Linked DNA regions of Homo sapiens: region 1 is linked to region 2. A link is a loop called in an ENCODE intact Hi-C map of the cell type or tissue named here. Cell type or tissue: sigmoid colon. All regions are shown on one strand. Links, peaks and the distances in the headings refer to the core of each region. The heading gives the core; the rest is flanking DNA. Region 1 has its middle 27 kb from the start of OSBPL11. Region 2 has its middle 88 kb from the start of OSBPL11.

Region 1 (15,664 bases), core at 5,012-10,011, 62 kb after region 2:
CCAGCATCACCCTAATACCAAAACCAGTAAAGGACATAACCAAAAAAGAAAACTACAGACTGATATCCTTGAGGAAACATAGATGCTAAAATCCTTAACAAAATACTAGTTAACCAAATCCAAGAACATATCAAAGCTAAATTGATATTTTAAAAATACTAGCTAATCAACTTCAACAACATATCATATTCATCCCTGGTATGAAACCCTCCATGATCAAGTGGGTTTTATACCAGGGATGCAGGGATGGTTTAACATATGCAAGTCAATAAATGTGATACACCCCATAAACAGAATTAAAAACAAAAATCACATGAGCATCTCAATAGATGCAGAAAAAGCATTCAACAAAATCCAACATCCTTTATGATTAAAATTCTCAATAATCGGCATACAAGGGACATACCTCAATGTAATAAAAGCCATCTATGACAAACCCACAGCCAACATAATACTGAATGAGGAAAAGTTGAAAGCATTCCCTTTGGGAACAGGAACGAGACAAGGATGCCCACTCTTACCACTCCTCTTCAACATAGTACTGGAAGTCCTAGCCAGAGCAATCAGACAAGAGAAAGAAATAAAGAGCACCCAAATTGGTAAAGAGGAAGTCAAACTGTCACTGTTTGCTGATGATATGATAATTTACCTTGAAAACCCTAAGGACACCTCCAGAAAGCTCCTAGAACTGATGAAAGAATTCAGCAAAGTTTCTAGATACAAGATTAATGTACACAAATCAGTAGGTCATCTATACACCAACAGCGACCAAGCAGAGAATCAAATAAAAAACTCAACCCCTTTTAAAATAGCTGCAAAAAAAAAAAAATAAAACACTTAGGAATATACCTAACCAAGGAGGCAAAAGACCTCTACAAGGAAAACTACAAAACACTGCTAAAAAAAAATCACAGATGACACAAACAAATGGAAACACATCCCATGTTCATGGATGGGTAGAATCAATATTGTGAGAATAATTATACTGCCAAACGTAATCTACAAATTCAATGCAATCCCCATCAAAATACCATCATTCTTCACAGAATTAGAAAAAAAAATTATAAAATTCATATGGAACCAAAAAAAGAGCCTGCATAGCCAAAGCAAGACTAAGCAAAAAGAACAAATCTGGAAGTATCACACTACCTGATTTCACACTATACTATAAGGGGATAGTCACCAAAACAGCATGGTATAAAAATAGGCACAAAGACCAATGGAACAGAATTAAGAACCCAGAAATAAACCCAAATCCTTACAGCTAACTGATCTTCAACAAAGCAAATGAAAACGAAGTGGGAAAGGACACCCTTTTCAACAAATGGTGCTGGGAAAATTGACTAGCCACTGTAAGGTCCTCTGAACTGGCCGCACCATGGTCAAGCCATCATGACATTCCCCCGTCCTTGTGATAATGTACTTTGTGATATTCCCCCCTGCCCCCCACCTTGTGAATGTACCTTGTAATATTCCTCCCGACTCTTGGGATAATACATCCTCCCCGCCCTTGTGAATGTACTTTGTAACATCCTCCCCAACCTTGAGAATGTACTTTGTAACATCCATCCCCTGCCAGCAAAAAATTGCTCCTAACTCCACCACCCATCCCAAACCTATAAGAACCAATGATAATCCCACCACCTTTGCTGACTCCTTTCTCAGACTCAACCCACTTGCACCCAGTGAATAAACAGCCTTGTTGCTCACACTAAGCCTGCTCAGGTGGTCTCATACAAATGCCGTAATAGCCACATGTAGGAGAATGAAGCTGGATCCTCATCTCCCACCTTATACAAAAATCAATTCAAGATGGATTAAGGACTTAAATCTAAGACCTGAAACTATAAAAATTCTAGGAGATAACATTGGGAAAACTCTTCTAGACATTGGCTTAGGCAAGTATTTCATGATCAAGAACCCAAAAGCAAGTGCAATAAAAACAAAGATAAATATTTGGGACTTAAAGAGCTTTTGCATGGCAAAAGGAAGAGTCATCAGAGTAAACAGACAACCCACAGAGTGGGAGAAAATCTTCACGATCTATACATCTGACAAAGGAGTAATATCCAGAATCTACAACAAACTCAAATGAATCAGTAAGAAAAAAAAACAATCCGATCAAAAAGTGGGCTAAGTACATGAATAGACAGTTCTCAAAAGAAGATATACAAATGGCCAACAAATGTCAAAAAATGCTCAACATCACTAATGATCAGGGAAATGCAAATCAAAACCACAATGCGATACCATCTTACTTCTGCAAGACTGGTCATGACCAAAAAATCAAAAATCAGTAGATCTTGGCGTGGATGCAGTGATCTGTGTACACTTCCACACTGCTGGTGGGCGTATAAACTATTACAGCCACTATGGAAAACAGTGTGGAGATTCCTTAAAGAACTAAAAGTAGAACTACCATTTGATCCAGCAATGCCACTACTGGGTATCTACCCAGAGGAAAAGAAGTCATTATTCGAAAAAGATACTTGCACACACATGTTTATAGCAGCACAATTCACAATTGCAAAATCGTGGAACCAACCCAATTGCCCATCAATCAACGAACGGTTAAAGAAACTGCGAGATATGTGTGTGTGTGTGTGTGTGTGTGTGTGTGTATGTGTGTATACACACATACACACACACACACACACATATATATATATGATGGAATACTACTCAGCCATAAATGAATTAACAGCATTTGCAGTGACCTGGATGGGACTGGAGGCTATTATTCTAAGTGAAGTAACTCAGGAATGGAAAACCAAACATCATATGTTCTCACTGATAGGTGAGAGCTAAGCTATGAGGATGCAAAGGCATAAGAATGATACAATACCAGCCTGGCCAACATGGTGAAACCTTGTCTCTACTAAAAATACAAAAATTAGCCGGGCATAGTGGCAGGCTTCTATAGTCCCAGCTACTCAGAAGGCGGAGGAGGGAGAATGGTCTGAATCCAGGAGGCAGATGTTGCAGTGAGCCGAGATCACACTACTGTACTCCAACCTGGGCAAGAGAGTGAGACTCTGTCTCAAAAAAAAAAATGATACAATAGACTTTGGGGACTTGGAGGGAAGAACGGCAGGGGGATGAGGAATAAAACACAACAAATATGATGAAGTGTACACTGCTCGGGTGATGGGTGCACCAAAATCTCACAAATCACCACTAAAGAACTTACTCATGTAACCAAATATCATCTCTACCCCAATAACTTATGGAAAAATAAAAATAAATAAATAAATAAATAATAAAAATTTAAAAAAGAAGTTATCTGCTCCAGCCTCCTGCTTTCATCATCATCGAAAAGCATTCAGCCAGTCTCTCATGCTCCAGGTCTTAGGTTGAAAGAAGATGGTAACCGCAAGGTGGCTCCTTCTGGGGATGCATATTAGATTGTGTTTCAGTCCAAAAAACAACCCTCTCAAGGGCAAGGTCTCCAGAGCACATTCTGCCTGGCTATGCCTAAGTAAGTCAGCAAAGTTTGCATATAAAACCAAGTCAAAGGATCCTTTCACTCAGACTCTCTCGGAACAATAAACACTCCAGACTTCCACCACTCTCTAAATCAGGAAATAAAAATGAAACAGAATCAATGGTCTCAGACTGATTATGTTCCAGAGATAGGATGCTATTTCTAAATTCTCACCCATCAATCCTTTTTATTTTCCACCCTGTAGATATCCATTTGCCCTTGTAATTGGGAGTGCAGGAAGGGTAAGCAGGCATAGCAGAGGGAAAGAGAGCAGTCTGAATAAACTGGCTGTTGTTTCATTGTAATGACTTGAGTAAAATCAAATCAACATACTATATTAGTATCTTTCTGACTCTAAATTTGCCCTTGAAATACGGGTGGAATCCATAGAAAGTTTTAACATCTGGACACATGAGCCCCCTCAAGTCTCATTTAGGACTGGAGGTTTGTAAACCAAAGGTGGCTGCCGAAACCCAGAAGATAGAGGGTCCATCCTCAAGGGGCAAGACTCTGGACAGTTAGTTCAACTCATACTTCCTGCCTACCTTGGGCCAGGCACTGTGCTAAGAGCTGGGGAGATGGATGCCAGTAAGACGCTGTGCCTGCTTTATAACTATCCTCATTTTACGGATGAGAAAACTGAGGCATAGACAGGGTAAGTAACTAGCTAAAGATCACAAAATAGAAAGAGGGAGAGCCAGCCGGGTTCAGTGGCTCACACCTGTAATCCTAGCACTTTGGGAGGCCGAGGAGGGCGGATCACCTGAGGTCAGGAGTTCGAGACCAGCCTGGCCAACATGGCAAAACCGCGTCTCTACTAAAAATACAAAAATTAGCTGGCTTTGTTGGCAGGTGCCTGTAATCCCAGCTACTCAGGAGCTTGAGGCAGGAGAATTGCTTGAACCCGGGAGGCAGAGGTTGCAGTGAGCCAAGATCCTGCCACTTCACTCCAGCCTGGGTGACAGAGTGAGGCTCTAAAAAAAAAAGAAGAAGAAGAAGAAGAAAGAAAGAAAGAGGGAAAGCCAGAATTCAAAGCCAGGAAGTCTATTTTCAGAGCCCATCCTGGTAACCATGAAGCTACTGCTCAAAGCTTTTCTAGGTGCTAAGGCACACAGAACTGCTGGACTCAGAGACAGACCCCACTGACTAAGGCTTTGGGTCTGTCTAGAGTGTGTGTGTGTGTGTGTGTGTGTGTGTGTGTGTGTCTTGTTTTGTTTTGAACACATAGGGTCTCACTCTGTTGCCCAGGCTGGAATGCAGTGTCACAATCATAGCTCACTGCCACCTTGAACTCCTGGGTTTAAGGAATCCTCCTGCCTCAGCCTCCTGAGTAGCTAGAACTACTACAGGCATGTGCCACTGTGCCTGGTTAATTTTTTTGTATTTTATAAAGACTGGGTCTTGCTATGGTGCCCAGGCTGAGGTCTTGAACTTCTGGCCTCAAGCAATCCTCCTGCCTCAGCCTCACAAAGTACTGGGAGCCATCATGCTCCCAGGTGTGAACCATTATGCCTGGTCAGTTTATATTTTTGTCTTAAAAAAGGCAATGGTGGCCAGGCGCGGTGGCTCATGTCTGTAATCCCAGCACTTTGGGAGGCTGAGGTGGGCAGATCACCTGAGGTCAGGAGTTCGAGAACAGCCTGGCCAACATGGTGAAACCCTGTCTCTACTTAAAATACACAAATTAGCTGGGCATGGTGGTACGCACCTGTAGTCCCAGCTACTTGGGAGACTGAGCCAGGAGAATTGCTTGAACCCGGAGGTGGAGATCACGCCATTGCACTCCAGCCTGGGAGACAAGAGTGAGACTTTGTCTCAAAAAAAAAAAAAAAAAGGCAACGGTGGAAAGACCTACTGAGTTTGTGAATATAAAGGCTGACATCATATTTAAACTATTTGGCAAAGAATCTGACTCTTGAAAATGTCTTATCAGATACCAGAAATGGAGTTAGAGATCACTTGACTAAGTAGTTTAGATCTTTCTGACTAAACAATATACAGTGGGGAACATTATTAAAGTTCACAATCCATTTCATTTCTTTCTTTTTTTTTTATTTTTTTATTTTTGAGAGAGGCTGTCACTCTGTCACCCAGGCTGGAGTTCAGTGGCGCGATCCTAGCTCATTGCAGCCTTGACCTCCTGGGCTCAAGCAATCCTCCTGCCTCAGCTTCCTCTGCAGCTGGGACTACAGGCATGTGCCACCATGCCCGGCTAATTTTTGTTGTTGTTGTTGTTGTTGCTCAGGCTGGTCTAGAACCCCTGGGCTCAAGTGATCCTCCCACCTCAGCCTCCCGAAGTGTGAGGATTACAGGTGTGAGGCACTGTACCTGCCCCACTATCCATTTCTAAAGTGATTCTACAGAGATTGAGGCACAGGTTTAAAAATTTAAAAAGAAAAGAAGTCAAACTTATTAATGAGCCATAGTAAACAGGCTGACATTGGTAACCCTTTTAAAAGAGTGCCTGGTACCTCTTAAGCATTACGAAGTGTTTGTTAAATAAATAAAATACAGCTGGTCCTCTGTATCTGCATCTGAGATTCCACCAACTGCAGATTGAAAATATAGTATTTGAAAAAAAAACCCAAACGATAAAAAATAACAATACAACAATAACAAATGATACAGATTTTTAAAACAATACAGTATAACAACTATTTACATAGCATTTACATTGTATTGTATTAGATATGATGAGTAATCAAGAGATGATTTAAAGTAGATGGGAGGCCAGGCCAGGCACAGTGGTTCACACCTGTAATCCCAGGACTTTAGGAGGCCAAGGCAGGCAGATCATCTGAGGTCAGGAGTTCGAGACGAGCCTGGCCAACAGGGTGAAACCCCATCTCTACTAAAAATATCACCAGGGTGTGTTGGTGTGTGCCTGTAATCCTAGCTACTCAGAAGGCTGAGGCACAAGAATCGCTTGAACCTGGGAGGCGGAGGTTGCAGTGAGCTGAGATCACATCACTGCACTCCAGCCTGGGCAACAGAGTGAGACTCTGTCTCTAAATAAATAAATAACTCTATGGGAGGCCAGATATGCTCACGCCTATAATCGCAGCACTTTGGGAGTTTGAGGCGGGCAGATTGTCTGGGCTTAGGAGTTTGAGACCAGCCTGGGCAACATGGTGAAACCCTGTCACTACAAAAAAAAAAAAATTAGCCAGGCATGGTGGCATGCACCTATGGTCCCAGCTATTGGGGGGCTGAGATAGGAGGATCATTTGAGCCCTGGAGGTAGAGGCTACAGTGAGCCGAGATCATGCCACTGTACTCTAGTGTCTCTAATATATATATGTAAAATAAAGTATATTGGAGAGTTGGGCACTGTGGCATAGGCCTATAATTCCAGATACTTGGGAGGCTGAGGCAGGAGAATCGCTTAAGCTCAGGAGTTCAAGACCAGCCTGGGCAACATAGTGAGACCCTATCTCAAGAAAAAAATCTAATGAAATATATTGGAGGATGTGCATAGGATATATGCAAATACAACGCCATTTTATATCAGCGACTTGAGCAATCATGGATTTGGGTATCTGAGGGGGAGAGGAGTCCTGGAACCAAGCCCTCATGGATATTAAGGGAGAACTGTATAGACAACTAGCTGTGGGAGGAGACATGAAGACATGTCATTTGTAAGCTATAAAACACTATAAGAATGTCATTAGTATTCCTATTAGTTATTATTCAAAATGCCTGAGAGTGAACGGACTGGAAAGATGTCATGAGACAGAGAATCAAACTTCTGGTTCTGCTGCTCAAACATTATGTGCCCTTCTCCCCAGCACCCTTCCTGGAACAGCCCCTCACCCCAGCTGCCCGTCCAGCCAAGTAGGGAGCAGGGGAGGGCTGTGTCCCTGGCACCCAGAGTTGGAACACAAAGTACCCTCTCTGTCTCCCTTTCAGAATCAAGCTCGTGCAGTTACTGGGAGTAGCAACAGTACACCTCGTGCAGCAGATTGGCAACATTCTGGATTAGATGGACTTTCGTAGGCTGCCCTGAGAACCCGATGACCAGTGGTAACCTCATTTCTGTGGGAACTGGCATTGGGAGTTTCAAATGACTGGCTTTGTAAACACTCTTTAATACATAGGCTATTCCAGAAGTGGGGACTACTTGTAAAGAACCAAATAGAACTGCTAGAACTATGGCAGGTACTTCAGAAGAGAACACACAGCTGTAGCAGACCATTACTATAAACTGTGAGATATCACCCCACACAGAATCCCTTTTCACTTTTTTTTTTTTTTTTTTTGAGACAGAGTCTCACTGTGTCACCGAAGCTGGAGTGCAAGCGGTGTGTTCTTGGCTCACTGTAACCTCCACCTCCCGGGTTCAAGCAATTCTCCTGCCTCAGCCGGGTGCCACCACACCCAGCTAATTTTTGTATTTTTAGTAGAGATAAGGTTTCACCATGTTGGCCATGGTAGTCTCAATCTCCTGGCCTCAAGTGATCGGCCGGCCTCAGCCTCCCAAAGTGCTAAGATAACAGGTATGAGCCACCAGGCCCCACCTCTTTATTTCTTTTCTATAAATTTAAATTTTTATTTTATTTCATTATTTACTTCTTATTTGTTTAGATGGAGTCTTGCTCTGTCTTGCCCAGGCTGGAGGGCAGTGGAACGATCTCGGCTCACTGCAGCCTCCACCTCCCAGGTTCAAGCAATTCTCTTGTCTCAGCCTCTGCAGTAGCTGGGACTACAGGCTCCCACCACCACACCCAGCTCATTTTGTATTTTTAGTAGAGATGGGGTTTCACCATGTTGGCCAGGCTGGACTCAAACTCCTGACCTCAAGTGATCCACCTGCCTTGGCCTCCCAAAATGCTGGAATTATAGGCATGAGCCACAGCGCCCGGCCCTTTTTTCTTGCTTTTACTGCTTAGGAGAGAGTCATAGTTGAGTATTGATATGTCTCTAGGATCAAGTCAAGGAGAAAATGAAAGTGATTCATCAAGAATATGTGAAAGACAAAACTCCATGATGCCATGGAGGAATTATCTGCCACAGATGCTAAAAAGCAATATAAAGGCCGGGTGCGGTGGCTCACGCCTTTAATCCCGGCACTTTGGGAAGCCAAGGCAGGTGGATCACTTGAAGTCAGGAGTTTGAGACCAGCCTGGCCAACATGTTGAAACTCCATCTCTACTAAAAATACAAAAATTAGCCAGGCATGGTGGCAGGTGCCTGTAATCCCAGAAACTTGGGAGGCTGAGATGGAGAATCACTTAAGCTCAGAAGGCAGAGTTTGCAGTGAACCAAGATCGTGCCACTGCACTCCAGCCTGGGCAACAGAGTGAGACTCTGCCTAAAGAAAAAAAAAAAAGGCAACATAAAGCCACTAAGGAAAAGTGCAACTGAACAAGGAGGAAATGTTCATAGGAAGCATGAGTTCCAGAGGAAAGCAGAAACCTGCAGGCAAATGGGAACCCTTTGTGCAGACAGCTTTTAAGCAACTTTCCAGTATGCCATCAATAGCAGGGCTTCAATGCATTCTATCTAGAAATATTCACACCAGGTTTCTTTACCTGAAACAAGGTGAGAAAGTAACTAACATCAGAAATTAATCCATGTTCATTCCCTATAACTGCAGCAGGTAAGTAGTATTATCCACATTTAATAGATAGGAGAACTGAGTCTTTGGGATGATATATAGTTAGCCCAAGGTCATGCAACTATTAGATGGTGAAGCCATTTTAGGATCATCTGACTCTAGACCAGTGGTGTCCGATCTTTTGGCTTTCCTGGGCCACACTGGAAGAATTGTCTCAGGCCACACAAAATACACTAACACTCCTGATAGCTGATGAGCTTTAAAAAAAAAAAATCACAAAAAAACTCAATGTTTTAAGAAAGTTTATGAATTTGTGTTGGGCCACATTCAAAACCATCCTAGGCTGCATGTGGCCCGTGGGCCACAGGTTGGACAAACCTGCTCTAGTCCATGGTCTTTTTTTTTTTTTTTTTTTTTTGAGATGGAAGTCTCACTCTGTCACCCAGGCTGGAGTGCAGTGGCATGATCTCGGCTCGCCGCAACCTCCATCTCCCAGTTCAAGCAATTCTCCTGCCTCAGCCTCCTGAGTAGCTGGGATTACAGGTGTGCACCACTATGTCCAGCTAATTTTTGTGTTTTTAGTAGAGACATGGTTTTGCCATATTGGCCAGGCTGGTCTCGAACTCCTGACCTCAGGTGATCCACCCACCTCGGCCTCCCAAAGTGCTGGGATTACAGGCGTGAGCCACCGCACCCAGCCAGTCCCTGGTTTTTCAATCACACCTTGTTGTCTCCACCACATAGCCATATGAAAGAGCCACACTACTGAACTTCCAAAAGGTAGAAAGGTAGATAAGAAGAGAACATTTGGTTCTCATATATTTAGGAGGAACATTCAGTTCACCTTGGAATGATATCTTTATCTACCTGACAATTGATGGGTTTTTTGTTTTGTTTTGTTTTTTGTTTTTGTTTTTGTTTTGAGACAGAGTCTCTGTCACCCAGGCTGGAGTGCAGCGGCACAATCTTGGCCAACTGCAACCTCCACCTCCCAGGTGCAAGTAATTCTTGTGCCTCAGCCTCCCAAGTAGCTTGAACTACAGGCATGCACCACCATGGCCAGCTATTATTTTTGTATTTTTTGTAGAGACAGGGTTTTGCCATGTTGGCCAGGCTGGTCTCAAAGCCCTGGCCTCAAGTGACCCACCCGCCTCAGCCTCCCAAAGTACTGGGATTACAGGTGTGAGCCACTGTGCCCATCCCAACTGATGGATATTTTATCTGGCAGATGCTGGTCTTTATGGTTCACTTATTCACAGAAGAATCATTCATTTATTCAACATATGTTTATCATACCATGAATTTTTTAGGCACTGATGATAGGAGGACAAGAAATAGTGCAATGCTCCATAACTCTGACATATGTTTTATACATATTCTTTTCTATGTATCAACTGTTATAGAAAAAAGAAGCCTACCTGCCCCATGGGGCTTACTTTCCAGTGGGGCGGTAGAGGACTAATTGTAAGTGCACTTCAGGTACTGTACTAGCAGTATTGAGGGGCACAGAAGGGTCAGTGCTTTGCAGCTTAAGCAATCACTTCTGAGGCAAATTCACATACATTTGCAGATAAAGCATCTGTATTAGTCAAGGTTCTCCAGACGGACAGAACTAATAGGATATATGCATATATGAAAAGTAGTTTATTAGGGAGAATTGGCTCACACGATTACAAGGCGAAGGGCACAATAGGACATCTGCAGTCTGGGGGAGAAGCCGGTAAGTGGCTCAGTCTGAGTCCAAAAGCCTCAAAATGAGGGAAGCCAACAGTGCAGCCTTCAGCCTGTGGCTGAAGGCCCGAGAGCCCCTTACAAGCCACTGGTGCAAGTCCCAGAGTCCAAAGTCCAAAGAACCTGGAGTCTGATGTCCAAGGGCAGGAGGAGTGGAGGCAAACATCCAGCATGGGAGAAAGGAGGCAGCCAGAAGACTCAGCAGACAAAGCTTATCCCACCTTCTTCACCTGCTTCATTCTAGCCACACTGGCAGCAGATTGTATGGTGCCCATCGACACTGAGGGTGGGTCTCCCTCTCCCAGTCCACCGACACAAATGTCAATCTCCTCTGGCAACACCCTCACAGACAACCCAGAAACAATACTTTACCAGCCATCTAGGATCCTTCAATCTACTCAAGTTGACACCTAATATTAACCAACACAAGCCCACCGCTTGTCAACTTGGCATTCACACACATCTCCTGAAATCATACTTAATCTACAAATAAATACAATAAGGTCATAATTACGCCTAACATAATGCAACTATCCTTCGTACAGCCGGAAGCGCACCCGTCCTTAACCTAAATATTATTACATAAAGTAGCAACACTTAAATGCTGATATAAAGTCAACAAATCTTACGTTACATGACAAAGGAAAAAGAAAGGAAATAAAACAGATTTTCTTAGTAAAGGTGTGTACATGCACAAACATATTCTTAACAAAATAAGGAGGAAATATTCATGACAATTACAGTCATTTTTTCTGCAACCAGTCACGTGATCATAGTTGGTCTTGATAACTACCTTCTTCTAATATCCATTCTGTATTCCCTTTGCCTTCAACAAGCCCCTCGGCTGGTCATGTTTTTTCGCCTGGTGGACCCAAACCTTCATTCCTGACGGGTCAGCCATTTGTAGTCCTGCCTGGATTGGGTTGTTGTACTTTCCCGTTGACCTTAATCACAGGGCATGGTAATACTAAGAGACACCCTAAGGGATCTCCTGTATTCCACGCATACTCTTCCTTACCTCCATTGTGGGGTAGTAGTCTGATTTCATCCTGATAGTCAGTCACCCCAGCCAACACTGTAACTCCTTTCTTAGCCTGTTGACTTAGAGGAAGGAGGAGCCAAAAGTGTTCAGGTGGCAATCTTAACTTCCAGTTTGATGGAATCATTGTTGTGTCTCTTGGTGGCAGCATTCCTCCCTCTGGAACTAAGACCTCTAGGTCAGCAGAACAAAATGTCATGGGAACAGAAAGCAAAAATTTTGCTAGCAGGTCACTAGGGGTGATGGTGAGTGGTGCCACTTTCACTTCCACCCCTTGATTCCTGGACCTGTGAATACTGGCTATGGGAGAAATAGTACCATATTTATATTGGATGCTGATTCAGAGCATACACAGCCTTCTGGAGAACTTTGCCCCAGTCCTGCAAAGTATTATCACCTAGTCGGTGTTGTAATTGTGACTTCAAAAGGCCATTCCACTGTTCTATCAATCCAGCTGCTTCAGGATGTTGGGGAACACGGTAAGACCAGTGAATTCCACGAGCATGAGCCCACTGCCGCACTTCTTTAGCCATTAAGTTAGTGCCTTGGTCAGAGGCAATGCTGTACTGGAATACCATGATGGTGGATAAGGCATTCCATGAGTCCACGGATGGCAGTCTTGGCAGAAGCATTGCATGCAGGATAGGCAAACCCATATCCAGAGTAAGTATCTATTGCAGTGAAGACAAACCTCTGCTGTCCTTTCCATGATGGAAGAGGTCCAATATAATCTACCTGCCACCAGGTAGCTGGCTGATCACCCCGAGGAAGGGTGCCATATCAAGGGCTCGGTGTTGGTCTCTGCTGCTGGCAAACTGGGCACTTGGCAGTGGTCGTAGCCAGGTCAGCCTTGGTAAGCGGAAGTCCTTGTTGCTGAGCCCATGAATAACCTCCATCCCTGCTACCATGGCCACTTTGTTCATGGGCCCATTGGGCGATGACAGGGATGGCTAGGGAAAGAGGCTGAGTGGTGTCCACAGAACGGGCCATCCTATCCACTTGGTTATTAAACTCCTCCTCTGCTGAGGAGCACTCACATGGGATACAAGTATCCTCAGTTTTTGACCACTCAGACAGGTTCATCCACATACCTCTTCCCCACATTTCTTTGTTACCATTTTCCAATCGTGCTTCTTCCAAGTCCCTGACCATCCAGCCAAACCACTGGTTACAGCCCATGAATCTGTATATAATCGCACATCTGGCCATTTCTTCTTCCATGCAAAGTGCACAACCAGGTGCACTGCTCGAAGTTCTGTCCACTGAGATGATTTCCCCTCACCATTGTCCTTCAGGGATGTTCTAGAAAGGGGCTGCAGTGCTGCAGCTGTCCACTTTCAGGTGGTGCCTGCATATTGTGCCCTAGTCTTCTCTTCCTCTGTCAACTGATCATAGGGAACACCCCATGAGGCCATCAGTGCAGACTGGGTAAGAGAAGGCAGGGTGGCAGAAGTGGGGACCATGGGCATTTAGGCCACTTCCTCATGTAATGTGTTTGTGCCTTCAGGACCTGCTCGAGCCCAGTCATGTATATACCACTTCTATTTGATGATGGAGTGCTGCTGTACATGCCCAACTTTATGGCTAGATGGGTCAGAAAAGACCCAGTTCATCATAGGCAGTTCAGGTCACATGGTAACTTGGTGACCCACAATCAAACGTTTGGTTTTTACCAAGGCACAGTAACAGGCCAAGAGCTGTCTCTCAAAAAGAGAGTAGTTATCTGCAGAAGATGGTAGGGCCTTGCTCCAAAGTCCTGGAGGTCTCCACTATGATTCACCTATGGGGGCCTGCCAAAGGCTCCAAACAGTATCCCTATCTGCCACAGACACCTCAAGCATCATTGGATCTGCTGGGTCATATGGCCCAAGTGCAAAAACGTAAATGGGCCGGAGTAACACACCTGAATGAGGAATGTGCTGCCTCCAAAATCCAAATAGGCCCACTAGTTGTTGTACCCCTTTCTTGGCTGTAGGAGGGGCCAAATGCAACAACTTACCCCTTACCTTAGAAGGAAATTCTCTACAGGCCCACACCACTGATCCCTAGAAATTTCCCTGAGGTAGAAGGTCCCTGAATTTTAGTTGATTTATTTTTTCTTTCTTTCTTTCTTTCTTTCTTTCTTTCTTTCTTTCTTTCTTTCTTTCTTTCTTTTCTTTCTTTCTTTCTTTCTTTCCTTCTTTCCTTCTTTCTTTCTTTTCTCTTTCCTTCCTTCCTTCCTTCTTTCTTTTCTTTCTTTCTTTCTCTCTCTCTCTCTCCCCCGCACCGTTCCTTGCTTGCTTCCATGGAGTTTCACTCTTGTTGCCCAGGCTGGAGTGCAATGGCAATATCTCGGCTCACTGCAACCTTCGTCTCCCAGGTTCAGGCAATTCTCCTGCCTCAGCCTCCCAAGTAGCTGGGATTACAGGCATGTGCCACCACACCTAGCTAATTTTGTATTTTTTTTAGTAGAGACAGGGTTTCACCATGCTGGTCAGGCTGGCCTTGAACTCCTGACCTCAAGTGATCCACCCCCCTCAGCCTCCCAAAATGCTGGAATTACAGGTGTGAGCCACCACACCCAGCCTTAGTTGATTTATTTCCCATCCCCTGGCATGCACATGTCTCACTAATAAGTCCAGAGTGGTTGCTCCTTCTCACTCCCTGGGCCCGGAGCTTTGGTGCAGGTCCCAGAATTCAAAGTCCAAAGAACCTGGAGTCTGACATCCAAGGGCAGGAGGAACAGAAGGAAACATCCAGCATGGGATAAAGATGAAAGCCAGCAGATTTAGCAAGCCAGCTTATCCCATCTTCTTCTGCCTGCTTTGTTCTAGCCACACTGGCAGCCGATTGGATGGTGCCCACCACATTGAGAGTGGGTCTGCCTCTCCCAGTCCACTGACTCAAATGTCAAACTCCTCTGGTAACATCCTCACAGACACACCCAGAAACAATACCTTACCAGCTACCTGGGCATCGTTCAAGCCAATCAAGTTGACACCTAATATTAACCATCACAGCATCCTAGAGGAATTCATTTTCACTATGTTTGAAATATTTTCATATTTCAAAATTGCTTGTGCAGGATCTGGATTTTAAGCAAACTTTTTTTTTTTAATTTTTTTGAGAAAGAGTCTCGCTTTGTTTTCCAGGCTAGAGTGCAGCGGCACGATCTTGACTCACTGAAACCTCTGCCTCCCAGGTTCAAGTGATTCTCCTGGCTTGCTGGAGTATCTGAGACTGAGTAGCTGGGACTACAGGCATATGCCACCACGCCCAGCTAATTTTTCTATTTTTAGTAGAAACAGTTTTTCACCATGTTGCCTAGTCTGGTCTCAAACTCCTGACCTCAAGTGATCCACCTGCTTTGGCCTCCCAAAGTGCTAGGATTACAGGCGTGAGCCATTACACCTGGCCAAATAAATATTTTTTAAAAATTGCTTTGGCAACGGGTTCATACAGTAGAGACTTGTGCCAGCCTGAGGCAAAACCTAATGAGAAGAGTGAGGTGGACAGATTACAGGGTCAAAGTGATATGTGTCTAATCCTCCAAAGACAGGATATCCCAGTGAAGTTCCCAAGGCAAAAGACTTCAAGGGCTGAGGACTACAGATGGGCTTTATTACTGTGAGCAGGCCAGATCATCTTTAGAAGGGTTGGGCCTTAGATGGAGCATTTTGTTTTTTGTTTTTTTGTGCAGTTTTTTTGAGTCATGGTCTTGCTCTGTCACCCAGGCAGTGGCACCATCATAGCTCACTGCAGCCTTGACCTCCTGGGCTCAAAAAATCCTCCCACCTCAGCCTCCCCAGTAGCTGGGAGTACAGGTACGTGCCACCACACTCAGTCTCACCATACTCACTACACTCAAAATATT
Region 2 (15,664 bases), core at 4,997-9,996:
TATTATCGTGTTATCCTGAAGAGATGTTACTACTGATGTCCAAGGCAGGTGCATTCTCTGATATTATTCGTTATGTCCTCGGGGGATGTACTTCTAATGTCACACGGGGTGTACTCCCTGTGTTCTATTTCATAATATCCTAGGGCAATTTTACTTTTAATGACACAGTGTGTGTACACATAGTGATATTATTCGTGATATTCTAGAAAGATGTTTCTCCTAATGTCACAGGGGTGTACACCCTGTGTTAGTATTCATAATTTCCCAGAGGTGTATACTCCTATTGTCACACTAGATAATCCCCTGTGACATTATTTGTAATATTCCAGGGAGATGATACTCCTAATGTCACAGGGGGTGTACACCCCATCATATTATTCTTACTATTCTAGAGAAATGTTACTCTTAAAGTCACAGGTGTGTTCCTTCTGTGATATTCTTGAAAATATGTTAGCAAGATATTACTACTAATGTCACAATGCGTGTACACCTTGTGATATTATTAGCAATATTCAGGGTGTTGTTACTCCTAACGTTACAGGGGTGTACACCGTGTGATATTGTTCCCAATATTGTCGGTGGATGTTTCTCCTAATGTCACAGGGGGTGTCCCCTCTCGATATTATTTGTAATCTTATAGAGAGATGTTACTGTAAATATCACAGTGGGTGTACACACATGGGGTACCCCCACTGGGATATTATTTGTAATATCTTTGAGAGATATAACTCCTAATATCACAGTGGGTGTACCCCATGTGTGTACACCTTGTGATATTATTTGTAATATTCATGGTAAACATTACTTCTAGTAACCCACCAGAGAGTACACCCCGTGATATTTTTCATAATATCATAGGGAGATATTGCTGCTAATAACACAGTGGGTGTACACCATGTGTGTACATTCTTGTGATATGATAGCTTATATCCTAGGGAGATATTCCTTCTAATATCACAGTGAGTTTACACCCTGTGATATAATTCATAATATCCTAGAAAGATGTTGCTGCTAATATCACAGAGGGTGTGCCCCCAGTGACATTATTTGTAATATCCTAGGGAGATGTTACTCCTAATGTCACAGGGGGTGTACACCCTGTTATATTATTCATAATATTCTAGGGGGGTGTTACATTTAAAGTCACAGGGTTTTACACCCTGTGATGTTATCCGTAATATCCTAGGAAGAGGTTACTCCTACTATCACGGGTTATCCTAGGAAGAGGTTACTCCTCATATCACACTCCTAATATCACACCCTGTGATAACATTCAGAATCTCCAAAAGGGATGTTACTCTTAATGTCACATAGGGTGTACACCTTTTGATATTATTCGTAAGATCCCAGGGACATATTACTTCAACTATCACATTGGGTGTACACACATGTTGTACACATCATGTGTGAACACCTACTGTGATATTATTCATAATATCCTTGGGAAATGGTACTCCTAATATCACAGTGAGTGTACACACTGTGATATTATTAGTAATATCCTATGGGAATATTACTCCTAAACCAAAGGCCTGTGTACCCCCTATGATATTATTCATAATATTTTAGGGAGATGTTATTCCTAATGTAATATCACAGGGGTGTACACCCTGTGATATTATTCACAGTATATGAGAGGGATATTAGCACTGAAGTCACAATGTGTGTGCACCTTGTGATATTATTCATAACATCCTACGGGGATGTTACTCCTATTGTCACAGGGGTTGTGTTCACTATGATAGTATTTGCAGTCTCCTAGACGGATATTACACCTAATGTCACAGGGTGCGTACATCTTGATATATTATTCGTGATATCCTAAAGAGACATTACTCCTCATGTCACAGGGGCTGTATATACCCTGTGATATTATTCATAATATCCTAGCGAGATGTTACTTTTAATGTCACAGAGGGTGTGCACCTTTTGAAATTATTCATCACAGTTTCGTGGGATGTTACTCCTAATGTCACACGGAGTGCACACCGAAGGATACTACTTGTAATATTCTATAGAAATGTTACTCATAAATCACAGGTGTTCTACACCCTGTAATGTTATGGGTCATATTCTAGGGGAATGTGATATAAATTAATGTCACCCGGTGTGTACACCTTGTGATATTATTTGTAACATCCTAGCGGGATGTTACTACTAATGTCACAATATGTGTACACCCTCTTTCTTATATCCTCATGGGTTATTCCTCCTATGTCACATGGGGTGTACTCCCTGTGACATTATTCAGAATATCTTAGCGGGATTTTACTTTTAATGTCACAAATGGTGTACACATTGTGATATTACTCATGATGTTCTAGAAAGATGTACTCCTAATGTCACAGGGGGTGTACACCCTGTGATATTACACAGGCTAACCCCCTGGGGCATTATTCTTAGTACTTTAGCAGGATGATACTCCTAAAGTCACAGGAGGTGTATGCCCTGTGATATTATTCAGAATATTTCAGGGGGATATTACTCCTAAAGTCACAGGTGCGTATACCCTGTGATAGTATTCACACTAGCGGGATATTACTACTAATGTCACCGTGTGTGTACACCTTCTGATATTATTTGAAATATCCTGAGAGGATGTTACTCCTAGCATCACAGGGGTGTATACCCTGTGTTATTATTAGTACTATTCTAGGGGGATTTTACTTTTAAAATCACAGGGTGTGTCAACCCTGGGATCTTATTCATAATATCCTAGGAAGCTGTTACTCGCAATGTCACATGGGGTGTACACCCTGGGATATTATTTCAAATATCCTAACGGGATGTTATCTTAAGGTCATAGGGTGTGTACACCCCTTGATCTTATTAGTAATATCGTAGGAAGGAGTTACTCACAATGTCACAGAGGGTGTACACCCTGTGAAGTTATTCATAATAGTTTTGGGGTCCGCTACTCCTAATGTCACCCGTAGTGTACAAACAGTGATATTATTCCTAATATTTTATGGAAATGTTACTCCTAATATCACAGGGGCTGTACACCTTGTAATATTATTCATAATATCCTAAGGTAATGTTACCTCTAATGTCATGGGGGGTGTACACCGTATGACATGGCTCCCAATATTGTAGGGAGATGTTACTCCTAATATCACAGGGGGTATTCACACTGTGATAATATTCGTAATATCCTAAATGGATGTTACTGCTAATGTCACAACACTTGTGCAGCCTCTGTATTTGTTCCTTATATCCTTGGCTGAGGTTACTTCTACTGTCACACGGGGTGTACTCCCTGTGATATTATTCATAATATCCTAGGTGGATGTTACTCCTCGTGTCACAGGGGCTGTGCATCTTGTGATATTATTCACAATATCCTAGAAAGATGTTACTCCTCAGGTCACAGGGGATGTACACCCTGTGGTATTATTCATACTATCCTAGGGGAGTTACTCCAAATGTCACAGAAGGTGTATACTCTGTGATATTACTCGTAATGTGTCAGGGAAATGTACTCTTAACACCACAGGGCATGTGCACCATGTGTGCACAGCCCCTGTGATGTTGTTTGTAATATTCTTGAGGGATGTTAATCCTAACATTCCATATGATGTTAACCATGTGCGAACACCTTTGTGGTATTATTCCTAACATACTAGGAGGATGTAACTCTTAACATCACATGGGGTATACGCCATGTGTGTACACATTCTGTGATATTATTCATAACATTGTAGGGAGATGCTACTCCTAATTTTACAAGGTGCGTACATTATATGTGTACTCCCCCTCTGATGTTATTCGTAATATTCTAGGGGAATGTTGCTGCTAATGTCACAGGGACAGTACACCATGTGTATGCAACCCTGGTAATATTATTTCTAATATCTTGGGGGAATGTTGCTCCTAATGTCACCTGGAGTGTACACCATATGTGTACACCTTCTATGATATTATTCATAAATCACAGAAAAAGATTACGCCTAATGTAACAGGATGTGTACACCGTGTGCGTCAACTGCCATTGATATTATTCGTAATATACGAGGGGGATGTGACTTTTAATGTCACAAAGGGTGTACAAAATGTCACAGAGTGGGTATGCCTTATGATATTATTCCTGATATCCAGAAGGATGTTACTCCTAAGGTCACAGGGGGTGTACACCCTTTGATACTATTTGTAGTCTTATAGGGAGATATTACTGTAAATCTACAGTGGGTGTACATTCACTGTGATATTATTTGTAATATCTCAGAGATATTACAGAGTTATAGCTCTCTGTGTTATATTAGAGAGTTTTGTCTCTCTAAGACAATATGAATAATACCACAGTGCGTGTACCTCATGTGTGTACACCCTGTGATATTATTTGTAATATCCATAGTAAACATTACATCTAATATCACAGAGAGTGTACTCCCTTTGATATTTCTCATACTATCATAGGGAGATATTGCTTCTAATATCACAGTGGGTGTACACCATGCGTGTACATTCTGTGATATGATACCTTATATCCTAGGGAGATATCTCTCTGAATATCACAGCGTGTGTACACCTTGTGATATTATTCATATATCATAGAAGGATGTTACTCCCAATATGACAGAGGGTGTACACCCAGTGATATTCTTCATAATATCCTAGGGAGATGTTACTCCTAATGTCACTCGGGGTGTACACCCATGATATTATTCGTAATATTCTAGGGGGATGTTACTTTAAAAGTCACAGGGGGCGTACACCCTGTGATGTCATTCGTAACATCCTAAGAAGATGTTACCCTTAATGTCACATGGGGTGTACACCCTGTGATATTACTCAGAATATCTTATGGGGATGCTACTCCTAATGTCACAGGCTGTGTACACCCTGTGATATTATTCAGAATATCCACAGAGATGTTACTTTTGATGTCACAGACGGGGTCCACACTTTGATATTTTTTGTCATATCTTAGGGAGATATTACTTCAAATATCACAGTGGGTATATACCCACTGTGATGTTATTTGCAATACCCTATGGAAATATAACTTTTAATATCACAGTAGGTGTACACGCTATTTGTGTACACCTTCTTAGAGTTTAAAGGCTTGTGGACAGATGTTTTGAATAAACTAAGCTTCTTAATATATATAAAAAAGGCAAGTTAAAACTGGTATTTATTCTTCTTCAAAATATTTTTCTGTAGTCAATGTAAGTATTTAAGAAGTTGTCAGCGTTTTTAATCTTAAGGAAGTCGGTTGGGGTCCATACCTTATGTCAACTGCACAGATTGTATAGTGTCCAAAGTACCTGTGCATAACATGGGAAGACAAAGGAGGTGGCTCCAGGCTGCCCCGCAGAGTGCCTGGTATTAATCTGAAAACAAACTGTGCCTCTACTCATCGCCAAGCAAACGCTGACTTCACTGGTGCCTGTTGTCTTCATTAGAAGCTCTGCATCAAAACAAATACTCTAATAAATATGCTTGTTATATTTTATTATCTATTCTAGAGATCATCTTTTCATCTTTTTAACTTACCCACATTTTATGTCCTTTGATGCCTTTAACAGGCCCACCAGGGTTTCAGTTAAATAAACAAACTGTTAGGCTGAGAAACTATGTCAAATGGGCACAACTGGCAGGCTATTAATAAATCTAGACACTTAAGAATTTTAGCCTTGACAGAGATACTCCAGTGGGAAATAAACTTAAAATATTCTAGCCCAAAGAAGCCCCCAGCAATGACTCAGTCCAAATAGCGTGAAATATATAGTGTATTTCAGATCTTCCTGGGCTCTGCAGGAATTTGAATTAATCATCTTTTAGACTCATCCTGGGTCAGGAGGAAAGACATTCATTGCTTGGTTAACTATCTGGGAATTTTTTTTCCCTAGCCTGTGTTGGGGAAAGAAGGAATATTTGTTGAGGGACTCTTTTTTTTTTTTTTTTTTTTTTTGAGACAGCGTCTTGCTCTGTCATCCAGGCTGGAGTCCAGTGGTGTGATCACAGCTCACTGCAACTGCAGTCTCGACCTCACAGGCTCAAGCAATCCTCCTGCCTCAGCCTCCTGAGTAGCTAGGACTAGAGGAATGGGCCACCACACCTGGCTAATTTTTGTGTTTTTTGTCGAGACAGTGTGTCGCCATGTTGCCCAGGGTGGTCTTGAACTCCTGGACTCAAGCGACCCACCCGCTTTGGCCTCCCAAAGTGCTGGGATTACAGGCATGAGCCACTGCACCCAGCCATGTTGAGGGACTCTTGAAGTTAATTTGCAGATTTCCTGCACACCCTAATGGGCACTGAGCCCCCAGAAAAGCGAGGAATTCTAAGGAATGCCTCCCTGCACTGCAGGGGAGGTTCGGCAACCTCTGTGCTCTCATCCATTCAGGGAATGCATGCTCCCAAGGCAGGCCTGGCTCTACACACAGTACAATATGGTCCCTCCCTGCAGGGAGCTTACAGTCTGGAGAGGAAGATAATTAAGCAAGTAGAGTAAAAAGAGTGAATTTTCACGGAGTAAATTGTTTTCTCCTCACCTCCAGAGGCCTGGCATGGTGAGCCCCCGCATTCTGAACTCACTTTCTATCACACTGCCCCGTCTACTTTGCTGCAGCCACAGAGGCTGCCATCTTGCTGCTCCTCAAATGAGTCAACCTTGCTCCTGACTCAGGGCCTTGCACTTGCTGTGCTGCCTGCCTGGAGCTCTCTTTCCCCAGGCCATGGACACCTCTGAGGCTTCCTCACAGCACTAAAGATACACCCTCTCACCCTCCTCGATTCACACACCCCACTCACTGGCTTTTTCTCTTTATAATTATTCCTTTGTGACCTGCTCATGTTCTTAACAGCACGTGCCAGCATTTGAAATGAGGCCAGGTGCTGATTGCTGCTGGCATCCCCATCAGAATGTAAGCACCCTGCAGGCAGGGCCCTCAGCTGTCCTGTCTACTGCAATTTCCCCAGAACAATGCCTGGCACTGATCAGTATAGGCGCGCAGTAAAGACTTGTTGATAAGTAAGTGTAATACTAGAAGCACACGGTGTTCAGGGAACGCATTCTGGGGTGATTAGGGTAGGCTTCCCAGAGAAAGTGATATTTGTGGGAGTTTCCAGGATTTGGAGAAGAAGAGAGTCACTAAGGAGGGGAGGCAGAGAAAGCATGAAGGGCTGGCTGCAGAAATCGCATTTGAGGGCTGCACCAGCAATCTCGATGATCGCAAAATATCGGCAAAAGGCGAGAGGTGAGAAAGAGCCCCTGCATCTGGCCTTTGGCACAGTATCTGCTGAGCTCTCAGAATAAGCTTGCTTGCAGCAGAGCTGCCCCTCAACCACCCCTGAGAGAAGACAACTGGAGGGACACGCGTTGCTCCATGGCGCCACTTTGTGGCCAGAGCCCTTGGAAGCAGGCGCGTGTGTTCATCGCTTGTGTCTGGCTGGACATCTCCCTCCTCTGATTTTCTGATGGCCAAACAAACACACAATACTGTAGCAAAGTGGATCCTTTGGGAAAACCCCTCCTCAGTCTTGGCATTTGTAAGGATTGTATCTTGTTTAAAGGTGGGCTCTGCTGGACAATCATAATCACAGCACATACCTATGGAGGGTATGTGCTATCCTATGCTCTGGGGATACTTTGCACATTCATTCACTTAATCCTCACAGTACCGTGACTGTCAGCATCTCCATTTCACACAAGAGGAAGCTGAGGTCTGGAATGCTAAAATGCCAGGGTGCAGGGCTAGTAAGTGGCAGAGCAGGACTCACACCCAGGCCGCTGGCTCCACATCCATGCTCCCCACCATGGCCTGGTGCCACACTAAGGGCAAGAGAGGGCTGGACCTGGACAGCTAAGGGAGGGGTGAAGCAGCCATCAGTGCAGTAGGGAACAAACACCTCCACTGTGATCATCTCTCCCAGCCCAGGCTGTCCCCCAAGGACCCAGAGCCAACGGGGCTGCCAATCAAGTCAGAAAAACTCCACAGTGGAGGACAGTGCAGGGAGCAGCCCCGAGCCTCCCGAGTGTCTCAGGGCACCATGCCAGGGGGTGTCACTCTGCCAGGCTCACCCTGCTCCAATCCTGTGCCAAGAGAGCCCAAATGCTGCCGGGCCTGAGAGTGCAGCTGCGTTCTCAGCCTTGTTCACCATTTATGGTATCTGAGCCTGTCTGGTCTTTATAGCCCAGTACATCCCCCACACTGGGAGGGGGTTCTCTCATGCAGGCCTCTTCTCAGAACAAATCCAAACTTACTTGGCAGAGTTTTTGCCTGGGACCTCTCTGTGCCTTTTTTTTTTTTTTTTTTTTTTTGTGGATGGGTGGTGATCCTTCAGGCCCCAGCCCCCACAGGCCCAGGAGTCAGGAGAATGGCCCTAAAGAGTTCTTGATCTTTCGCCTGGGACTCCCACCTCCAGGGGACTCTTAGCTCAGCTGGGTCACTCTAATCCAATCTAAACACAGGCAAGCCAGGACAGACATTGGATTAGCCCTTGGCTGTGGCTGTGGAGGGAGAGTCTCAGAAAACAGAGGGCTGAGCCATGTGGCTCTACGTGTAGCATTCTGACTCTTGCTGCCCCTTACTCGACTCGGGTTGGCCATGCTGGCCTCCAAGAAGAGCCCCCAGGTGGAAGGTGAGTCCTGCTCCCTGACCCTCAGAGACAAGGTTCTCAGCAGTTCAGGTTTCCTCTGAAATCTCATTATCACAATTTCCTGAGCTCCCCACCTGGCTCCCAGGGAGTCATGAAGTTAGAACTATGAGGATAAATGAGTAAGTTTGTAAACCAGAATCTGGCTGCAAATTCCCAGAGGCCAGAGTTGGGCTCTGAGCCCAGTGTGATAGGTTTCCTGGAAGGAAGAGGTGGACCAGTTTCCCAATAACGACTCTATGCTGAGGCATCTCTTCAGTTAGAGCACCCAGAGAGCATGCTCACTCCTGGCAGAGAGCTTCACGGAGCCAGGCTCGGCCACATTCTCCATCAGTGCCAGTTCCTTCATCCCTAAGGGACTGACACTGCCCAGCCCACAGTGGCCAGTCTTCCCCTTTGGGCCAGGGGACGTGCCCTCTGAAAAAGGTCAGGGCATAGGAATGAGTGCAGACTTGAAAGTCACAGGCTGTGGGCTCCAGGGTCCAGATTTGCAGACTAGTGTGATGTGCTTAGGCAAGTTACATTCACTTCCTGAGACTTCCAGAGCCTTCCATCTGAAATCAGGACAGCATCCTTGTCCCCTAGGCTACTGAGGTCTCAGTGAGAGAATACGGGTGAGGTGAAAGTATTTAACACAGTAAGCCACAAATGTTTCTTCCCCTTTCCTTTTCTGCGAAACTTCCTCCTGCAGCCTCCCAGACAGTGGCTACTCATACAACACGGAGATGTTCCTGACAGGCCTGAGCCCCAGGGAATGGAGAGATGTATCCTCCTGCTTGTCTGATGGGAGACCAGTCACGCTGCACTCAGTGCTAGCACCAGAGGACCCAGTCATGCACAGGAGCCGGGGGCGTAGGCTCAGGGTGATGGTGGGATCAGGCTTACCTGAAAGCCCTGGACCCAAGAAGCACTTCCGTGGGAACTGTCACCAGGCCTGCTGATACCACAGCCCAGACAGATCTGTCTTGAGTCTGTGGCTCCCTGCAATTCCCAGGGACTAAGTGCTTGGCTGATGAATGGATGACCATGATAATCAGATTACTGGAGACCAGGCTGCTGATGTGTAAAAACAAGCCTGGGCCCGTGAGTAGAAAGGGGGCAGAAAGGGGACAACCTGTGACCCTCTGGAAGCCTCAGTGTGCACTCTGTGACCCAGGGTCCCCCAGCATGTAAGGGGTCACTGGGAGGCCACTGACTGCTCAGGGAATACGTGAGTGCTCTCCCAAGTCCTTTTGTAGTGTGCGAGGTTTTCTTCTGACCAGACCTGGAGCTTCTGGAGCTAAGGGAGCCCTATCTCTTTCCCCCATACCTTTCCATGGCCCCAGTGGAGAGAGGGGGTGAGGAAAAGGCCACCTCTGATGACACCCTTGTCGCTGTGAACTCCTGGAGGTCATCTCCCTCACTTCCTACCTGCAGGTGCAGCACTTTTTAAGGACCCTCTCCTCTGTCCCTAAGAGGTTGCAGCAGCCACTCCTCTGTCACGGCACCTGCCGCTGCCAGTGGTGTGGAGTAGTGCCATGTGCACCTCTGCTCCCTGGATTTTAGCTCATGATACCATTTTCTACAAATGTGCCCTTCTTCCAAAGCAGAAGTGTCTGCAGGAAAGGTGCTTCTACTCGGGTGACCAGAGGCTCCTACCACGGACGGTGACCCGGGCGCTACAGGACACCTGCCCCAAGGCATTCTCAGCCAGGCAGGTGTAGGTGCCATGGTCCTCCGGCAGGGCATCCTGGATGTGGAGCTCAGCCACGCCGGCCTCGCAGGTGGAGCGAGCATACTGGATGGGCTGCCCTGTGGAGGAAGCACAGGGAGGCTCAGGCCAGGCAGCACTGGCAGTAGGGATGGGAGCCCTGTCCTCAGCAGGGCTGCTGCTGTCATGACGCTGAGACTTGTCATGCTTGCTCAGATCCATTGAGGGCTAACAATGTGTCATGCACATCTCCAGCTGGGCTAGGTTTGATATCCACTTGGGGCCTGATGCCTACCTTGGGCACGATGTCCATCTAGTGCCTGGTGTCCACTTGGGACCTGGGTATTGACCTGGGGCCTAGGTGTCCACTTCAGGTCTGACGTCCTTTTATCACCCCGGGCCCTGATGTCCACCTCGGGACTGGGTATCCATCTGGGGCCTGATGTCCACCTTGTGTCAGATGTCAATCTGGAGCTTGATGTCTACCTGGGACCTTATGTCCACCTCAGGACTGGTATACACCTTGGGCCTGGTGTCCACCTGGGGTCTGACATACATCTGCAGACTAGGTATGAACATGGGGCCTTGTGTCTACCTGGAGCATGAGTGTCAACCGAGGGCTTGATGTTCACCTACAGTCCAGTGTCCTCCTTGGGCCTATGTCAAATTGAGGCTGGGTATTTACCTGGGGCATGGTTGTCTGCTTGAGGTCTAATGTTGACCACCTAGTTCATGGTGTCAGCCTGGGGCTGGTGTTCACCTGAAGCCTGATGTTCACCTGGGGCCTATTGTCCACCAGAGTCCTGGCATCTGCCTTGAGCCTGATGGCCCCTGGTGACAGGGTATCCACCTTGGGCCTGATGTCAAACTTGGGCGTAGGTATCCACTTAGGAATTAGTATTGACCTGGGGCCCGATATCTACCTAGGACCAGATGTTCAGATGGGGACTGGAGTTCTCTTGGGTCTGGTGTGTACCCGGGGCCTGGGCATCATCCTGGGGCTTGAGGTGCCTCTTGGGATGTCCACCTGGCGCCAAATGTCCACTTGGTGCCTGATGTCTACCTGGGGCTTGGTGTTCACCTGAGTCCTGATATTCACCTGGGGCCTGGGTGTCCATGTGGAACCTGATGTGTGGCTGGGGCCTGGGCTTCCTTCTGGGGCTGGGTATCAACCTGGGGCCTGATGTTCACCAGGTGCCTAGGTATCTACCTGAGGCCTGGGGCCCATCTAGGGCCGGACGTACACCTGGGGCCTAGGCATCCACCTGGGGCCTGATATTCTTCTGGGACTTGAAGTTCACCTGGGTCCTTGTGTCCAGCTACAGCCTGATGTCCACCTAGGGCCTGGTGTTCACTTGGGGCCTGATGTAACCCGGAACTTAGGTGTCCACCTAGGGCCTGGTTTCCACCTGGGGTCTGATATCCACCCAGAGTCTGGTGTTCACCTGGGGCCTTTTGTTCCCCTGAATCATGGGTGTTTACTTGGGGCCTGATGTCTACTGGAGTCCAGCATCTACCTGGGGCCTGATGTTCACCTGGAGCCTGGGTGTCCACCTGGATCCTGGTGTCAACTGGGGACCTGGGTATTTACCTGATACCCGAGTGTAAACCTGTGGCCCATGGACCAGGGGAATATGGAAATTCAGAGGATGGGGCATAGTGACAGGCATGCATGGCTCTGACCATGGATGGAGGGCTGTCACTCTGATTTGTCTGGCTACTTGTGTGGCTCCAAATCATCATTTACAGCATCTTTTTGATGAATCCAACCATTCTGTACTGAAACTTTATTTCTCTGCTTGTTAGGTCTCTAAACCACGCTAGTGGCTGACATTCTTCACTGCAACCCGAGAGCCACCACCTTCTCCCCAAGTGTCTCCCCATGGGTGCACAACAGGTGGCCCTTGCCGAGGGATTGTTCCTGCTGTCACTGCTGCTCACTGAGAAGCCAAAAGGAGGGAAGTCTAGAAGTAACAGAGAGCTCCACCAGCAGGTGGGGAAAGAGAGAAAGGACCTTCAGGACTATCCTTTAACAAGGTCCATGGGCATTATCCCTTGGGCTTTCCTGCAAGGTGTTGGAGATTGGCTGGCTTACAGAAAACACATGTGAAGATAAACTTATTTCCACGACCCTGGTCTTGACCATTAGGTTTTATCATGGTCAGCAGTTGTGGAGAGTGTCGGGTTTAGGGTCAGTGGGATGAAGACCAAACAGGGTATATGGCAAACAACCACAGAGGTGGACAAAGTTGTAACTAGGCAAAAGGAGATGAGGCACACTGGATTTCAAACAACTTATGCCAGGCCTGAAAATGGAAGCCAAAGCAGCAACCATATTAAATACATTTATGACACCAATTGAAGCAGATGTGGTGGCTATTTCAATGTTCACCGATAATTATTACATTTAGGAAAAATTTAGTGGAGATAGCTTTTCACAGAAAGAGTCCTCTGAAACTTTACCAAAAAGTATACAGAAGATAGAGTATTTATATAAAAGGGCCAGTTCTCATTGAAAGGCAAGCTCTGCCATGGAATGGGTTTTCTTTAATGGGTTTATAATGAGCTGCAGGCGGTCATCTAGAGCTATGTTGAATTATGAGGTTATTAATGGTATTGAGGGAAGAAGCAAGTAATCAGCAGTAGAGTTTAATAGCTCTTTAAAAATGCCCTTGACCTGGCACAGAGGCACATGCCTGTAATTCCACACTTCGGAAGGCCGAGGTGGGTGGATCACCTGAGGTCAGCAGTTCGAGACCAGCCTGGAGAACATGACAAAACCCCGTCTCTACTAAAATTACAAAAAAATTAGCTGGGCGTGGTGGCTGGCACCGGTAATCCCAGCTACTCAGGACGCTGGGGCAGGAGAATCCCTTGAACCTGGGAGACGGAGGTTGCAATGAGCCGAGATCGCACCATTGCACTCCAGCCTGGACAACAACAGTGAGACTCCAGCTCAAGAAAAAAAAAATGCCCTTGACCTCAATGAACTGTTTCAAATGTATCTTTTTTTTTAATTCTCTTTTTTTATTTTTAAAATTTTTTATTTTTAAGTTTTGTGGGTACACAGTAGGTATATAAATTTATGGGGGACATGAGATGTTTTGATACAGACATGCAATGTGGGATGTGTATATGTGTATGTATATGTGTATACACAGTTGGCCCTCCACATCCATGGTTTCTGTATCCATAGATTCAACTAACCTTGGGTTGAAACTATTTGGGAAAAAAGGATGGTTGTAACTGTGCTGAACATGTAAAGACTTTCTATTGTTATTATTTCCTAAACAATACAATATAACTGTAACTTACCATTTACATAGTATTATGTATTGTTGGCAATCTACAGATGATTTAAAGTTACAGGATGATGTGCATAGGTTATATCAAATACTACACCATTTGATATAAGGCAACCTCTACCTCCCGGGTTCAAGCAATTCTCCTGCCTCAGCCTCCCGCCATTCCCTATGCCCCGGTGTGGGTGAAGGCAACCGACGAGGGAGGAGGGTGACACCCGCTGGGGGCCGCGTTGCATAGGCCACCTGTGTGTGTGTGGGTGCCCTGCCACCCTGGCCTGGATGCCTGGCCCTTCGATTCTGAAATTAGCTGGGATTACAGGCATGCGCCACCATGCCCAGCTAATTTTTTGTATTTTTAGTAGAGATGGGGTTTCACCATGCTGGCCAGGCTGGTCTCAAACTCCTGACCTTGTGATCAGCCTGCCTGGGCCTCCCAAAGTGCTGAGATTACAGGCGTGAGCCACCGCGCCCAGCCAACCTCATCTTTCTTCTGTGGATAAATCCTTCTCACTCTCTTTCTAGCCTTTCTACCAAATAGAGCAAACTGATTCCTCTTTCCAGTTACTCCAAGTACTCTTGCCTTCATTTGCATGTTTTATTTTCATTATAATTACATTAGCATTAAAACAGGCATCTTATTTTCAGTACAACCAGAAATGGTGCATGCACTTTTTCTGTTACTGAGATGTCAACTCTATTTGTTTAAATTCTATGTTTTTGGCTCATTTCATTTCTGTGACTACAAAAATATAAACATTCAACAGTTTCTACCTTCTTGTTGTGCCTGTTTATCCTCATGGTTTTATTGATTCATACATGTTTTCCCGAACTCAACGACTTCTCAGATTCTATTTCTACTAAGAAATATGATACTGTGAACACCCTCAATACAAAGAGTCCCTCTTCTAATCAGTCCTGCACACTCAGCTTATCAAACACTTTGTGACTCACAGATAGATACACAATCTTGAAGACTCTACAGAGTTTGAAGACAGTGGATATCCTGAGCTTTATTCCCTGCTACCAGCATTATAAATGCTAGTGGGCCCCAGAGTGAATCCACAGAGGAGTACTGAAGAGTCCCCAAAAACCCATGATAGGGACTTTTAACCAATTTATCCTTTTTAAAGGGCTTTACTACCTAACAGATCTTCTTATCCAACGCATCTATAATTAACACTGCCCCCAAATTACTTTCCTATAAGGTTATGTATTTCCCATCAGTTATCTATTTTGTAAACCAACAACATTTATAGATGTTAAGCAAGTAATTGAAAACTCACGGCCAGGTGTGGTGGCTCACGCCTGTAATCCCAGCACTTTGGGAGGCCAAGGCAGGTGAATGACTTGAGGCCAGGAGTTCGAGACCAACCTGGCCAACATGGTGAAACCCCATCTCTACTAAAAATACAAAAAGTAGCCAGGCTTGGTAGCATACACCTGTAATCCCAGCTACTCAGGAGGCTGAGGCAGGAGAATCGCTTGAACTGTAGAGGCAGAGGTTGCAGTGAGCTGAGATCATGCCACTGCACTCTAGCCTGGGCAACAGAGTGAAACTCTGTCTCAAAAAAAAAAGAAAAGAAAAGAAAACTCACAATGCTTTAGATCAGGTTCTTTGCATTAAAAATTCAAAACATGAGCAGAAAATGATATATGTTTGTTCAAATAGAAGCAGTCATAAAATAATTAAATGTAAGTTATCATTGCATAATCTGCTCAAAGGGTACATCTGTCTAAGTTCTAATGACATTCAAAGTCCCAAATTTTAGGTTCCCCCACAGGTCCTTTACAATTTTCTTTGAAGATAGAATATTTTTTAAAAATTATTTTATGATAAAGACTAAAATTATGATATGAAAACATGTGGTATATATTATATTAAGGAAACAAGCTTGTTGCAGGCTTTGGATGCAAATTTACTCTGAGTCTCCCAGCAAGCAACAACAGAGGGTCGCAAACAGCAGTGTTTTATTTTAGGCTCAGCCATGGTGCAGCCTCCTTGAGGTAATGCTCTGAATGTTGACAGGCGGCATTACCTCTTTGGGTGGCTTAGAAACTGCCACAGGATGGC

What was found. Hi-C counts contacts between places; a loop is a spot of excess contacts. Peaks named below come from ENCODE experiments on the same cell type or tissue, not always from the same donor. Only the 100,000 strongest peaks of a DNase experiment are listed, where the experiment ranks them.
Region 1: it touches region 2 in a loop (14-fold over the local background); 2 of 110 quality-filtered maps call a loop at or near these places.

What each region holds. Positions count from the first base shown.
Region 1 is chr3:125,614,280-125,629,943 of GRCh38, reverse strand. No RefSeq gene overlaps it. Among named protein-coding and RNA genes, the nearest start is that of OSBPL11, 27 kb to the right of the region's middle. In sigmoid colon, for the core only: no CTCF peak of the experiment used is centred there; DNase peaks (open chromatin) are centred at 7,353 and 7,821.
Region 2 is chr3:125,676,031-125,691,694 of GRCh38, reverse strand. It overlaps the pseudogene YTHDF3P1, the pseudogene LOC100419966 and the pseudogene MYLKP2. Among named protein-coding and RNA genes, the nearest start is that of OSBPL11, 88 kb to the right of the region's middle. In sigmoid colon, for the core only: a CTCF peak has its summit at 7,337 (motif pointing left); DNase peaks (open chromatin) are centred at 7,294, 8,064 and 8,906.